Regions from separate parts of the Mus musculus genome. Here all the other regions are linked to region 3. Evidence: chromatin loops called from intact Hi-C (ENCODE). Cell type or tissue: heart. All regions are shown on one strand.

Region 1 (5,000 bases), 92 kb before region 3:
AGGGGATCCGGCTCCAGGGCGTCGAGCAGTAAAGTGTATCCTACAGAATCCATGCTGGGGTCGCCCCTGCCTTGAAGCGTCCCAGCTTCTCCAGCTGGTTCCTGCAGGCACAGAATCAAGCCCGGGCTCCGTGACCACTTCCCTTCCTAGCAGTGTCTCCTGGGCTTTATTTTCCACTGTTGGAGATCTAGACTTAGACAACTGAAACGCTTGCCCCTTATCTGTTTCCATCACCTTGTGGGTATTTATAGGTTAACAGTTCTCTGTTTGTTTGAAGACCTGTCTGGCCTGGTGTGTGTGTGTGTGTGTGTGTGTGTGTGTGTGTGTGTGTGTGTGTGTGTGTACACATGGGTCCTGGTTGCCTAGCTACCTCTGAGAGGACCTGGTGAGGCCTGGTGTGGAAAGGAGAAGCAGGAGTTAGGCCTGCCTTTCTCAGTGCGGTGGGGCCATCCACTGTGGCACAAAAGGCCACTTCCCCTGTGTTCCTGCTTCTTTGCTCCCTTTTTTCCCCATCTTACTGTTTCTCATTTCTGCTTATATGTCGCGTCCACCGTGACCAAAGAATCAGTGGGATACGTCGGAGGGTGAAGGACTTTCCTGGAGAAGTAAAGGTTAGCTTAGATTTTTCTGAGACAAGCTATCGAATCAGTTGGGAAGAGAGAAGATGCTGGGGGGTGGGACGGAGGGGAGAAAAGCACACATTAATAGTTTTTAAGGAATCTAATCAGAGAATGCAGTCAAGATTTCTGTAGTCTCTGCCGGGCATGGTGGCACACGCCTTTAATCCCAGCACCCGGGAGGCAGAGGCAGGCGGATTTCTGAGTTTGAGGCCAGCCTGGTCTACAGAGTGAGTTCCAGGAAAGCCAGGGCTATACAGAGAAGCCCTGTCTCGAAAAACCAAAAAAAAAAAAAAAAAAAAAATTTCTGTAGTCTACCTTTGAGTCCTTCAGTTTTGGTTTGACACACCCAGCTTCCTGTCTGGCTTCCGCTTATCAGCTATTGCCTCCCTTACCCACAGGAAGTATATATCCTAAGACACCCCCCCACCCCCCACCCCACACACACTCAAGTGGATAGCTGGGATGCCAGGTAGTGCCTGTTGTATTAGTTTTTCCTTTCTTGGTTGAATATGAGCCTGGAAGATGAGTAATACAAAGAAAACAAGCTTATTTTTCTATCTCAGTTTTGGAGGTACAGTGGTACTGACCACTGTTTGGATCTAGTGAGGGAAGCCAGCGAACCAGGAAAAGTTGGGCTTGCTTATATAGGACACCGCACTCAAGCTCTACCCCCCAATATTTTGTGCATGTGTGCCGCTGAAGAGAGCATTAGATGTCCCTGAAGTTGGAGTGACAAGCAGTTCTATAGTGGCTGACTGGTACTGGAAACCCAACATGTCCTCGGAAGAGGTCTTGCTTCCTTCCTCCTTCACTAGCTCCTATTTCCCTAGCCCTCTCCCCCTATTTCCCATCTCACTCTAGCTTGGCTGTTGTGGAACTTGCTTTACAGACCAGGCTGGCCTCAGATTCAGAGATCTGCCTGAAAAAGAGCATGTGTCCTCTTAACCACTGAGCATCGCTAGCCCCAGGACTTACTGGTTAAATTTATACTTCAAGCAGTTTAACAACAATCGCTGTTTTACAAGTAGAATAAGATCACCGACAACAATTATGAAAGACATCTAAAATGTTTATCCCTGTGCTGGAAAAGGATGCTGTGGCTTCTCAGGCATACCTCTTTTTGTACTTGGGGGGTCATTAAGTTAGAGTGGAGCAAGCGTCACGGTGACCTGACTGTTGAAATAGTTGAGGCGGCTGTCCGATGAAAGTGGGGTTTGTAGACAGTGCTGGATGGACAGAGGGGTGATTCACATCCTGAGCGAGATTTCCTCATGAGACTCAGAACAGAATGCAAGTCAAATTTACGGCTTGTTTATTTCTGGAATTTTCCATTTAATCGGTTCAGGCCATAGGTTACTGCAGCTATCAAACTGGGGAGAGCGAAGCCGTGTCTGAAAGAGGGAAGCTACTTCGTTTCTTTGAGGCTAGTTGTTAGGTGTGACAGTATGATTTACAGTTGGGTTCCAGTTACATCACTAAGTATAAAGCTCAGACCCCGATAGAACTTGAATAATGAAGTCAGGAGTGGGAAGCCACTTCCGTGTTACTGTTTGGAAAAGGACTGGGCTGTAAAATGAAGACTGTTAGAAATCAGTCTATAATCCCAACTTTTATGAAACGGGAAACCTCATTTAAACCAGTTACCTAAAGTGTCTGATTGGTTTAGACTCCTAACTAGGTGTGCCTGTAGTTAGCTGTACTCCCTGGCTGGGTGGATTTTATGTGTCTGTGTGCCACATACATGCATGCAGTGCTCACGGTGACCAGCAGAGGGCTCATGGGATTTTCTGGAGCAGCGGTTACAGACAGTTGTGAGCTGCTGGGTGCTGGGAATTGAAGATGTGCCCCTAAGCTGAGTTTCTAGACATGCGCCTGGTAGCTTTTAGCCTCTCTGTTTGTGAGAAAAGAATAATAGTGCCAGCACCTGCTCTGAGGAGTTGTGAGCCCCCCCCCCCCTGCACAGAAACTATTGGGGGGAAAACCAATACTCTTTACTTGCAAATGTTCTAACACAGAGTGACCCTGATGCCTGGACAGTAACGCAAAGCCCCGTGAAAGCAATTAATGCTCAGTGACTGACTTCTCGTCTGCTGTGTCCTTGAGTCATGAGCATCTGTTCACAAACTTTACACAGCTTTTATTTTTCGGAAAACAAACACACAGCATTAGCCTGTTATTAAATATTAACTGCTAGGGCCGGTGAGATCGGTCAGCAGGTAAAAGTGCTTGCCACGCCTGCCGGACAGCCTCGCTTCAGTCCCTCATGGGGACCCAGGTATTCACTAATGCCCACAACAGTTCCTTTACCCCCACCCCCAATTCTGTTTTCTTAATCTTCTTGTTTTCTCTCTCTCTCTCTCTTTCTCTCTCTCTCTCTCTCTCTCTCTCTCTCTGAGAAGTGAGCATAGGCTGTCTCATGTGAAGGCCACGCTCTGCCACCGAGCTACATGCCCCGCCGCAGTAGTGTATGTGATTAGCCACCAAGGCAGATCGCCTCCCCGTGAGCTGCTTTCAAGTAAGGATATATGAAGTGAAGGCTCTGGTACGTGAGGGAGCTGGAGAAATACAGTCTGAGGGTCTTGACAGGTGTTAGGCTGGGTGCTGATGCTTCCCAGGGGTCTCACTGCAGCTCGGAGTAAGGAAGGCTTCTTAGGTTCAGACTCTCTTTCCTCGTGGGAGGGGGCAGTCATCCTTTTAATTTTGTGGTAGAAAATTAAAATGAGTTTCTCTGAAGTGTGTGTGTGTGTTTTCTTGTAAAAGATTAGTTGAGAGAAATTAGCTATCTAGCCTATGGATGGAGCACTCTACCCCCAGCTCCCGTTTGGAGAGAAAGCTTCTTGGGAAACCTTGCTTCCAAACGGGAGGGTTGGACACTCAGTAAATCAGGAACATTGGGAGTCTGGTCTAGGTGGCAGGCTTACATAATGCGACTTGAATATACCTTAGGCAAAAACCTTGTCTTAGTCAGTTGGAGGAGTTATATTATTGGGGGGTCGGGGTTTACTTATTGAGTGAAGAGACACCATGACCAAGGCCAAGGCAACTCTTCCAAAAGAGAGCATTTAATTGGGACTTGTTTACAGTTGGAGATGACTAGTCCATTATCATGGAGGGAGTGTGGCAACAGGTATTCTAGCTTTAAATCCTGATCTGTAGACAGACACACCAGACACACACACACACACACACACACACACACACACACACACACACACACACACACACGAGTGAGGGAGAGGGACACACAGAGGCAGACATTGTGCCTGGTGTGGGTGGCTTTTGAAACTTACCCCAGTAACAGCTCCAAGGTCACATCTCCTAATCCTTCCTGAGCAGTTCCACAGACCAGAGACTAAGCATGCAGATATTTCAGCCCATGGGGGCTGCTCTCAATTAGACCACCACACAGGACTATCTCAGACTTTATTTATTCATGTTTATGAGTGCTTTGCCTGTGTGTACCGCATGCATATATTGCCCTTAAACGCAAAATACAGGGCTCCCCTAGAATTGGAGTTAATGGTAATTATAGTTAGCTGCCATGCAGGTATCTGGACTCTAACCTGGTCCTCTGAAAGAAGAGTAGCCTGAGCTCTTAACCACTGAGCTATCTCTAGCTCCCTAAAAGGGTTGTAAAACAAGTAGGGGTTTTGTTGTTGTTGTTTTGAGACATAGTCTTACAATATATAGGCCAGGCTGGAGTTGGAATCAAAGTGGTCTGTCTGCCTCTGCCTCCCAAGTGCTGGGGTGACAGACTTGTACCATCATACCTGTCGGGTGTGGTAGCACACGCCTTTAATCCCAGCATTTGGGAGGCAGAGGCAGGCGGATTTCTGAGTTCGAGGCCAGCCTGGTCTACAAAGTGAGTTCCAGGACAGCCAGGGCTATATAGAGAAGCCCTGTCTCAAAACAAAACAAAACAAGACAAAAAACTTATTTTTTGAGACAGGATCTCGTCTTAGCTCTGGCTGTCTTGGAATTCACTTTGTAGACCAGGCTGGCCCTGAACTCATAATGCTTTGCCTGTCCTGCCCTGGAGAGCTGGGATTAGAGGTGTGTGCCCCCATGCCCAGCAGTACTTTTTATTTTTATGTGTGAGTGACTTAGAAGCACAGTATGTGCATCACTTCTGTATCTGTTGCCTTCAGAGGCCAGAAGAGGGCATCAGGTCCCCTGGAACTACAGTTACACATGGCTTTGACCTTATCTATAGATGCTGGGAATTGAACCCGTGTCCTCTGGAAGAGCACGTTTTCTTTAACCGTTGAGCTATTTAAAAAGACCTTTCCTTCTATTTTTTTTTAATTAATTTATTTATTTATTATATGTAAGTACACTGTAGCTGTCTTCAGACACTCCAGAAGAGGCAGTCAGATCTTG
Region 2 (5,000 bases), 100 kb before region 3:
TGTGGATTACAGCCTCACCAAGGAAGCAGAGAAGGAAGAGCTAGGGAATGGAGCCACCCATGGTGGGCAGGTCTTGCCACCTCCATTAATGGCAATTAAGGTAATTCCTTTCAGGTATATCCAGGGTCTGATCTTCCAGGAGTTTCTAGATTTTAATCAAGTTAGTAATTATTTTGTTTGCTCATCCATCTGTTGAGGAGCGTTTGTGTGGTTGCCCTTTGTGGGGTGGGGGAAGTTTCATTTGACCTCCAGCTTCCTGGATTTCTAAGGGCCTGGTGTGCACTCTTCATTCCTCGGCGTCCTGTTCCAGTTTACCTATGGGATGGGCGTTCTTTGTGCCCCTGTCAGGCTGCAGTTGGGCACCCACTCACCGTGTTCACGGATCTGCCCGCTCCAGTGTGGTGGCTTTTTAGAGGTGGTGTTCAGATCATGGGTTCCACCTGGAAGGAATCGACTCCATGGTAGTTCTCCCTGACTGGTGGGCTGGTGGCTTGTTAGAAAGCAGTCTCTGTGTCGTGAAGAGCAGCTTGCGCTCTAGTTGGGACACACCAAGTCACTAGAATCCTGCATCAGATAAGCCTCTTTACAAGCCTTTCTGAAGTGTCTGACATTAGCGATTAGTTTTGGCTTGCCTTGCTCTGAGACAGAGCTGGCCTTGAACTCGTGATCCTCTCATTTCTAACTTCCTGCTTTCAAGGCTTGCAGGCTAGTGTTTTAAAGTGTACAATTGTTGCTCTTTATTTACAGTATACGACTTCAAGATATCTTAGAGCCTCAAAATACTTAACAATTGTGACTCATTTTGAGGTTTTGTGCTCATTTCAGAAAATAAAACACAACCTTTCACTTGATGCAACAGTTTTATATATTAAAAAAAAAAGTCCAATCCTCCATTGACTGTATAGGTTGTTGCTTCCTCCCTCCTGGTTTCTTCTTTTTCTTCTTTCTTTCCTCCTCTCTTCTCTCTCTTTCTCGACAAGGTCTTTCTTTGTCTTGGCTCTCTGCTGAATCTTGGCTGCCCCAGAACTCAGGCTGGCCTCGAACTCAGAGAGATCTCCTACCTCTACTTTCAGAATTCTGGGATTAAAGATGGGCACCGCCCCTGGCTTGTTTTGCTCTTTACTGGCATAGTAATCGCAGTTGCTCCGTTTCTTTCCTGGGAAGAAGAAAGCACATTTCACCCCCTTTTGTGTGTCTACGGCAGGCCCCGCTCTGGGCTTTGCCTCTCTCCTGTCATAGACTGTTCAAGTGGGAGTCGCAGTTATTTTAAGGTCTGGAATTTTGTGGGGACTCTGTGGGAGATAGGAGAGGGAGGGGAGCCTGTCCCTCACTTGCTGTCAAAATTGAGAAATAACTTGCCTCCCTCCTGCTCATTAGGCTTGTCTGGCCTGGAGCCAGGTGCCCAAGGAAGGTGTCCAGCTCCCTCTCCATCTTGCTATAACTAAGTTTAATTAATCAGGGATCTCCCCCACCCCCACTCTTGGAGTGGATTCCACGGGAAGGAATGAGTTAATATTTGCAGAGGCCTCTGGAAATGTTAAGTGCTTGGTGGCATTCTTATCTGCTCTCTAGCATGATCTCCTTATAAGGCTGTCCCCTGAGCTGAGGACCTGAAGTGCTGAGCCACCCCAGAGCCCAGGTGACTGTGGCAGTCCGGGACAGCCAGCCAGCCTTCCTAGGGTGGGCTCCGGTGTCCTATTTTAATACTAGTGATACCACATTTTGCTAATTGTTAGTGTTGGTCTCACAACTGCGTCCCCCCCACGTCTTACAGAATCTATTTTTAGTGTCTTCATGATTCTTGTTCCCCCAGCACCAATTATAGTCAAATCCATTTGGATAGAAGCGTTCATTCAGTCAAAGTTAGGTTCTTAAATTTTCTTTTCCTGGAAAACTTACTCTTTAAACAAACAACAACAACAACAAAACAAAAAAAACCAACGGGATGGAGAGATGGAGAGGTTAAGAGCACTGGCTGCTTTTCCGGAGGTCCTGAATTCAAATCCCAGCAACCACATGGTGGCTCACAATCATCTGCAATGTGATCTGACGCCCTCTTCTGGTGTGCCTGAGGACAGCTACAGTGTACTTAGATATAATAAATAAGTAAATCTAAATAAATAAATAAATAAAACCCCTATTAAAAAGTAAAACACATTCCAGTAGTGCCTTATGTACGTTACAAATCAATAAATTAGTATGTGTAGATATATTTTTAGTGCTGTGGCTTAACTTAGATGGTAGAGAGTTTGTGTAGAATGCCTGTAGCTATGGGTTAATCTACAGCACAGAACCATAGTGGTGCCTGCCTGTAATCTCAGTTACATTCAGAGTTAAAGGAATGTAAATGTCTGTCTTCTGTCTGTCTGTCTCTGTTCCTTTTTCTCTGTGTTTCCCCCTTTTTCTTCCCCATCCCCCACTGCCTGCCTGTCCATCTCATAGCCAGAGTGTCCTTGAACTCACTTTGGAACTGAAGATGGCCCTAAACTTTTGATCTTTCTTCCCCCATCCACTGAGTCCTCAGTAGACCCCATAGGCTGCTTACTGCCTACATATGTTGTTGGTGGTGATTGAACCTGGGTGTTTTTGCTTGTTAAGACCACGTAGTCTGCTGATTTTCCTGTATCAGCCTTTTAATGTAGATCTATACAGATGTTTCTTTCTTTTTTTTTTTTGTTTTTAATATTCTGTAAACATGGGAATTTGCAAAAATCAAAAGTGAATCTTCCAGATTTTTCTCTTGGTTGTCAGTGTAGTGATAGCGATTTGTACTGTCACGAGCTTTGCGTGACGAATGGGAAGGCCCTAAATACAACTTGAGCTGAAGTTGGGGATTAGGTGTGGGATGCATTTAATTCCTCTGTGTGTGTGTTTGTGCATGCGTGCTTTTTAAAATAGGTCCTCGCGCTTGCATTTCTTCCTCTAAAGCTCTAGTACTTCAGCTGACACTGTTTTAATCGATCCCTGTTTCTCTAGAAGTGTTGACATCTACACTTGAATATTTAAACGTAAAATAGGAAGGATGACAGATAGCTCTTAGACTGTACCATGATGGATGCTCTTGCAGTTGAATACTGTTAAGACAAATATTTATAGACGGAGGAGGGTCAAGGGATTGGTAGGAGGCAGGGTACTGTTTCTTAAATCCTTGTTGACTTTTGACGGATTTGATCACCCTTTTTGCCCATCCCTCCCCCCTTTGTTTTTCAGTGTGGCCAGAATAAAAGGCATTGGGATATCGGTTATTCAGTAAGTTGTCTTAATGGCTACCAGCATTAACATTAACGAAACACTTGTGTTTATTGGGGCAAGTAGCTTGTAAGTAAATATCAACTCGATTTAGAGCCAAAGAACAAATATTTTTGGTGAGCCTTGGACCTCCTGTGTCCGAGTGAATGTTTTCAGGCAACCATTTGTTTATAGGAAATGGTTCAGAGTGGAGGAACTTTGGCCCGAGCAGCGGTGGGCAGTGGGACAAACTGGGCAGGGTCTGTTGCTGGTTAGTTCATTTGATTAGAACAGTATGCTAATGAACTCAAGGTCACTGGGCCATCTGTGTATGGGTCAGCTAACCCTGCTGGGATTCCAGACCTTGGCCCGGAGGCTGGGCGATGTATTTGTCCCTGGTCCTGAGGCTGGGGAGTGGATGTATGGATGTGAGCCCATCCACAGACCCTGCGGAAGAACTTGAAACAGATGCTTTGTAAGTTTTGCATAATAAGTGACAATCTTATTGAGAGTCCTGGGAAAAAGTATAAGGAAGGAAACTAAAATCACCTTCTATTCGTGAGCTGACAGAGGTTGCCTGTTGGGTTTTTCCATCGCTGGAGTTCTCTTGGCTTCTTTCTTTTCTCTAAGCCACCCCTCCGTGCTCCTGCCTTTCTTCCCCTTGGATTCCTGGTCAGCTGCTACTACTCCTTAGCGGTCTGCTCTGAATCTGCATCTCTTATCCTTCACCCCCACCTGTGGTGTCTCTCTCTCTCTCTCTCTCTCTCTCTCTCTCTCTCTCTCTCTCTCTCTCTCTCTCTCTCTCTCTCTCTCTCTCTCTCTCTCTCTCTCTCTCCTCTCTCCTCTCTCTCTCTCTCTCTCTCTCTCTCTCTCTCCTCTCTCTCCTCTCTCCTCTCTCCTCTCTTCTCCCTCTCCCCCTCCCCTGAGCTCCAGATTCCGATATTAACACCAGCATCCATACCACCTCCAAATGGGTGTCTCCGCTCAGTTCCAAAGCCCCGGAGTTGTGCTTGTATTTATCTCTATTTCCAGACCTGCCTTCCCATCTGCAGGAGTCTCCCTTCATCCCGTGGTCCATCTGTCTCTCCCCTCCTTTAGGAACCCATCATCTGTCTTCACTGCTCCCCAGAAGATCTCTTGATTTAACTCCATCTTCCCAGACACTGGACCAGTCTGGTCACCAGCAAACCATCACCATTTCCTGTCCCTAGACCTGCTTCCGTCCCTCCAAACCAGGGCCAAGAGAGTCTCCTGGAAAGAACGCTTCCTCTGTGGCCCCTCCCCTGCTGTGGCCCCTCCCCTGCTGTGGCCCCTCCCCTGCTTTACTCCAAGCCAAGCTTGAACGCAGAGGAAGGACATCCTGAGTGCTTTGTTTTGTTTTAACAGAGTAGAGGATCAAATCTGAGGCCTCCCTCCCACACGCTTGGAGGAGTCCAGCTTTGAGCTTCAAATGCCCCAGGACATCCTGATTTCCTTATCTGAAGTCCTGAGGTTTTTCAGTTTGGCTTTGCTTTAGCCTTATACTTAAAATAACCTCGTGCAGAGGGCTACATTTTAGTACAATGGATCTCCTTTCTAACAAACAGCCAAGAGATGTAACTTTACAGCAGGGGATTTTCAGAATTGGGAAATCCCTGCAAGCCAGGATATAGAGTGTTTCTTCCGGGTGCACTGGTTAGTTTGTGTCTTGGGAGTTGGAAGATGGGCAGTAGGCTAGCTCTGCCTCCTGCTGCTTCTTGGGTTTTCCTTTTGTCCTCCTCCGGGCTACATAA
Region 3 (5,000 bases):
TAATGTGTGCTTGGCGTGTGTGGATTAAAAGGCTTGCGCTCTTGTCCCCAGGGAGCTGAGAGACCAGAGAGAGGCTTCCATGGAGAAGCCTGAAACATATTCTAGGAAAGACAAAAGCTTGTTCATTGCCCAGTGTGTGGCAAAGGTAGCCATCTGCTGCGAGCTTCTCTTGCTTAGTTAAGAACAGTCTGAGGCATAGGAAGGTTCCTCTCCCCCGGATGCTGTGGTTCCCTGAGGTCTGTCTCGTATGAGGATAATAATCAGAGCTGACCTTCACCCTTGGAAGTAACCCCTCATTTGATTGACCTATGGAAAATGCCAGTCATTAACAAGTAAAACACTTGTACGTATTTCTCACTAATCCTCCATTCCGCCTGGCCTTTTAAAACTTGCGGGGCTATGGGGCTGACGAGATGGCTCCTCAGGCTTGCTGCCAAAGCCTGTGTTCAGTCCTCAGGACCCACACGATGGAAGAGAGAACTGACTTCCGGTTGTCCCTTGCCTTCTACACACAAATGCACACTAGACAAATACAGTCGATCTTTTTAGCTTATCAGCCCGGTCAGGTGGGGCTATGTTTATTTTGCCTGGTATTTGTTTCCAGGGCTTGGTGAAACATGTTGCACAGGACAGTCCTGGTTAAGGCCCCTGTAAGAAACCCCTGTGAGCAGCCCCAAGTGCTTAGGGCTGAGTGCTCTTTAACTCTAAATCTGACAGAGCAGTGGGTTTCTTGCCTGCATTGGCAGCTGCCCTTCTGAGCTGCTCTCCGGGGGCCTATCAGCTGTAGGCAGGCAGGAAGCCCTCAGTCAGTGCCTGTGCCACAGGCCAAAATATCCTCCCTGGGGAAGCTACACAGCAGTGTGAGGAATGAGGAAAAACGTGCTGAAGGTGGCAGGGAGTGGCCGGCAGTGGCCGTGGTCCAGGAAACAAGCTGAAGTCAACGACCAGACGTGCCTTTTGCTTTTCTGTGCTCTGCCCAGTATCCCTGCCTCAGTATTCAGTAGCCGTCATAGCCGACAGATAGCGGGCAAGTGGGGGGCTAAATTGTGACTGTCTGTCACTTAGTCCTTTATATTTTTGATCTTTGTTGACAGCAAAGAGCAACTAAAAGCCCCTTTTGTGTGTGTCCCATACCTCATGTGCGGGTGCTGTGCCCCCTCTCAAAAGGAGCAACCAACAGTTGAGGCCACTAGGGGCAGGCATGCATCATAGAATGATAGAAGGTTACACATAGTCTATAGAATCTGTGGCTTTGGGTAGTCCGCAACCAGGCCATTCACCACTGCCCTGGAGAATCAGGACCTGGCAGTGTCCAGAAAGAACGGGGATCGCTGGCTCTGGTCCTGATGTAACAGATGGACTCAGGAGTGACTGGGGAATATGGAGGGTGAAGGTTCTAACAAGGATCTCGTGGGAGAGTTAGGAAGTCTACGCCACTGAGAAAGGATGGAGAGACAGTGCAAGATTCGCTGGATCTTGGCCGTGTGCCTCACTGGCTCGCATCACCTAGATGGCCCCCTTCTCTTGAGACTTACCCAGCCCGGCATCCTCTTGACTCAGCCATCAGCCTAGACTGGGTGGAACTCTGACCTGCGGTGGTGAGAGGCCTGTGTCTTGGAATCCCACTTCTTCTCTGGAGTCACTTAAGAGAACATTCTTGTCGAATGTATTGGTCCAGGCTGGGACTTGGAGTGACCCAGTAGAGGCTTTATAGACAGCAGGCCCAGCCCATTGTACAATGAGGAAACGGGTCTGAGAAGATGGAAGGTTGTCCCCAAAGCGCAGCGCTTCCACAGGTGACCCGAGCAAGTGTCACCTGTTCTCCTTGCTGGCTAACACAGCAAGGCGCTGGCTCACCAGAGACTTGCTCTTACTGGAATTTCGGAGAGGCCTCGCTCTAATGACTCCTTGGAACTTTCCCCTCTAAGTAGATGAGAAATCTGTCAGAAGAGACTCTGAGGCAAAGATGGCTTCCGAGATGCTAACTGGAGGGAGCAGAGTGGGCGGCCCCTTACTAGCCGAGTGGTGTTTTGTTCTGGAAACTTAATGTTTTGGAGAGTCTTCTAGTTTTATTTTTTATTTTTTTTATTTTTTGATTGTTGTGCTCTGTTTTGAGACGTGGATTTTTTTTTTTCTTCTAGTGTTTCTCTCCAGAGGCAAAGCCCAACACACCTGTCTTTTGTCCACTTCTTCAGCAGATTAGATTTGTCTCTGGGAATGTGTTTGTCACATATCAACCTACTGCAGACCAGCAGAGGGAGCTCCCGTGTTGAATTTATTAGCAACCCCCTCCCTCCCCCTTTTGCAAAAAAAAACTATTTCTTGATAATATTTGAGAGCTTTCAATAAAAATTTTAATCAGAGCAAAAAAAAATGGTCTCAAGTAGACTACAGCGTTTTTGGTTTTTTTTTTTATGTTTTCACGGTGCTACAATTTTGGAGCCGAGGTATTTCATCTCTGGCTGAGGTTTGTGAGGGAGGACCAGGCCCATAGCAACTGAGTTGTATGTCCCATGGGAGCAGACTCTGAAAGAGTGCCCCAGGAGACTGTGCCCAGGGCCCGGGCCTCATCGACGCTGCTGCCTGTTTCTTGAGCTCCGGAGCCACCCTGAGTTTTACACTAGAAGATGCTCGTGCCAACAAGTCATCCGCCACCGGAAGTGCTCGCATCCGAACAAGGCTGACAGATCTCCCTAGTGGACACATCCTCCTTGCCTTCCTGCTCTGCTCCTAAGGAAGGGAGGAGCCAAGAAACGGGACCTGCCCTTAAAACGGAGTTGGATCCACTTCTGGTTCAATTCTAGCCGTGAGCAGCCATTCTCCGCTCTGGTTTAAAGGTCTTTCTGTGCCACCAGATGCCAGTGGTTCTGATCTAATGGTGGCACACACCTGTCATCCCTGTGCGTGGGAGGCAGAGACAGAAGACTCCAGAGCGCCTAGCCAGCCTGTGCTTTAGTAAGATTCTTTCACAACTCCCACCTTCTCCAAGTTGGATGAAGAGACAGGACAGCAAAGCACGGGTGCTGCCTTAGCATTTTATACAGAGAATGGTGTGGCTCTGTAGCCAGTGTCAGAAATCTGTCATTAGCATTTTTAAATGATTATCTAGCCTCAAGGCCATGGATGTGTAACGTTTGCAAACTACACTGTGTGACTCACTGGGCAGCAGAGACATGTTTCATCTTCCACTTTCCGGAAGGGGAAGACGACATACAGACCCTCGGTCACCGGTCTGCCTTGTGAATCTGCTGGTCTCACCTCATAGCATTGGTGGAGCCCCTGTCCCCCACCCCCACTAGAGCAGCCCCAGAGCTGGGCCTGAATGATTGTCAGGGAAGCGAGGTCGAGGAAGGTCCTGAGGTCAGCTGTTTCAGGGGGCTCCTCCCCAAGGGACAGACACTCTGTAAATTATTGCAGACTTCTCAGGTGTGCATCTTGAGACATCCCTGAGGCACCCCTGGAAAATTTTTTTTTAGAGGTTTCACTCCAAACAAATTGAGAGCTAGTCCACAGGAAACTGCCACAGGCAAACAAATAAAGAACTTAGATGGACAGACGGACAGACTTCGAGGCTGTCTGGGTTACTTGCAGGTCTGTACCCATTTGTCACCAGAGCTGGGTGTTTGTTTACCCAGTAGTGTGTAACTGTCTTCTCTTTCCATTTTGATGTGTGTGCTGTGAATATATGCGAGGGCAGTCATGCAGTCTAGACCCAGTTCATTGAGGACCAGGCTCTGTCTCAAGCCCAGAGCTCACTGACGCGGTGGGACTCTCTAGCTAGCTTGCTCCAGAGAATACCCTGCCTCCATCTTTCAAGGCAGACTTAAACAATACTCTGAGCCATCTTCCCAGCCCCACGATAAAACTAACAAGAATTGGATTACAGTGTTTTTTTGTTTGTTTTAATTATTTCTCATCTTGCTGTTAGTCGCTACTGCCCTGTGGAGAACAGAGAACATAGACTTAAGGTTTGGGCACACAAGGTATTTCCTCAAGAGCACAAGGGTTTAGGGACCCTGGGAAACTGTGGTGCCTGGTTTGGGCCCCATTGACCAAGGTTTCATACTCTGTATTGCTCATCTTCCGCTGAGCAGGTAGTAGCAAGTTTAGTGCTGTTGGCCAGTCCTGTCAGGACCGTCAACTAGGCCTTTCTGACCCCTAGAAGGAGTTTAATGTCTTAGTAATATCCTTTCTCAGAAGTCAGGGAGGGGCATGGAAATTTGGGGTGTGTACTGCTATGAACCACAGATCCCCTTTCTCAGTCCTGGCTTGTCCTTGAACACTCGCTGTTCCTCATGTCCCCCCAGGACTGCCCTAAGGGGCTGAGGGAAGCCTAGGCCTTACTGAGCAGTGGCACCCCCCACCCTGCAGGTCTGTGAGCTCACGGTTGTGGAAGGCACCCCTACATACTGTGACTCTCTAGTCTTCAATGCCTGACAGGCTTTCCGGAGTGGGAACCCTGGCCGTCTGTGGAGGCTGGAGTTGTAGGGGCCAGTACCCACCTCAGCTGGTCAAGTTGCAGTCCTTTCTTCCTGCGGGCCCTCCTTTAGGCAGTGGTAGTACAGGGCCATGTGCGGGTTCCAGGGCTGCCTGGCCAACCTCAGCCTTAAACATCTCAGAGCTTCAGGAACGTGGGGCTAAGAATCTTAAAGCGTTAGTAATGTCTGGTGCGTTGTAGTGACTTGCAGTTTGGGTTTTTATGTTGCTTACTTTCCTTTGGCTGGATTTATTTATTTGTTTATTTATTTGCTTTCAGTACTGGGGATAGAGCGTTCTAGACAAGCATTTCACCCCTTCCCCTCTTCTCCCCCCACCCCCAAGTTTAGCCTTTTTTAAGGAAATGTTTGAACTTTCTGCATAGAAAGGGACTCGGCCCAAGCTTCCTGCTCTCCTGGCTTGGTAAAAGAACAAAAGCCACCTGAGACACCAAAGCCAGAAACCAGAAGAGTGACAATCAGGGAGAAATGCATTATCAGAGGACAGGTGTCTCACTGCTGCCC

The links. Hi-C counts contacts between places; a loop is a spot of excess contacts. Peaks named below come from ENCODE experiments on the same cell type or tissue, not always from the same donor. Only the 100,000 strongest peaks of a DNase experiment are listed, where the experiment ranks them.
Region 1: it touches region 3 in a loop (2.1-fold over the local background); 5 of 42 quality-filtered maps call a loop at or near these places.
Region 2: it touches region 3 in a loop (1.9-fold over the local background); 5 of 42 quality-filtered maps call a loop at or near these places.

What each region holds. Positions count from the first base shown.
Region 1 is chr8:33,893,333-33,898,332 of GRCm38, reverse strand. The region is part of intron 1 of Rbpms (RNA binding protein gene with multiple splicing); the gene reads left to right. Among named protein-coding and RNA genes, the nearest start is that of Gm51528, 28 kb to the left of the region's middle. In heart, CTCF peaks have their summits at 2,371 (motif pointing right) and 4,773 (motif pointing right); DNase peaks (open chromatin) are centred at 212 and 292; H3K27ac peaks cover 2,595 bases.
Region 2 is chr8:33,902,489-33,907,488 of GRCm38, reverse strand. The region is part of intron 1 of Rbpms (RNA binding protein gene with multiple splicing); the gene reads left to right. Among named protein-coding and RNA genes, the nearest start is that of Gm51528, 19 kb to the left of the region's middle. RefSeq lists an enhancer at 420-3,668. In heart, a CTCF peak has its summit at 2,062 (motif pointing left); DNase peaks (open chromatin) are centred at 357, 1,478, 3,568 and 4,548; H3K4me3 peaks cover 4,443 bases; H3K27ac peaks cover 5,000 bases.
Region 3 is chr8:33,801,324-33,806,323 of GRCm38, reverse strand. All of the region lies in intron 6 of Rbpms (RNA binding protein gene with multiple splicing), which reads left to right. Among named protein-coding and RNA genes, the nearest start is that of Smim18, 56 kb to the right of the region's middle. In heart, CTCF peaks have their summits at 1,176 (motif pointing right) and 2,239 (motif pointing right); DNase peaks (open chromatin) are centred at 833, 1,493, 1,763, 2,653 and 1 weaker place; H3K27ac peaks cover 1,976 bases.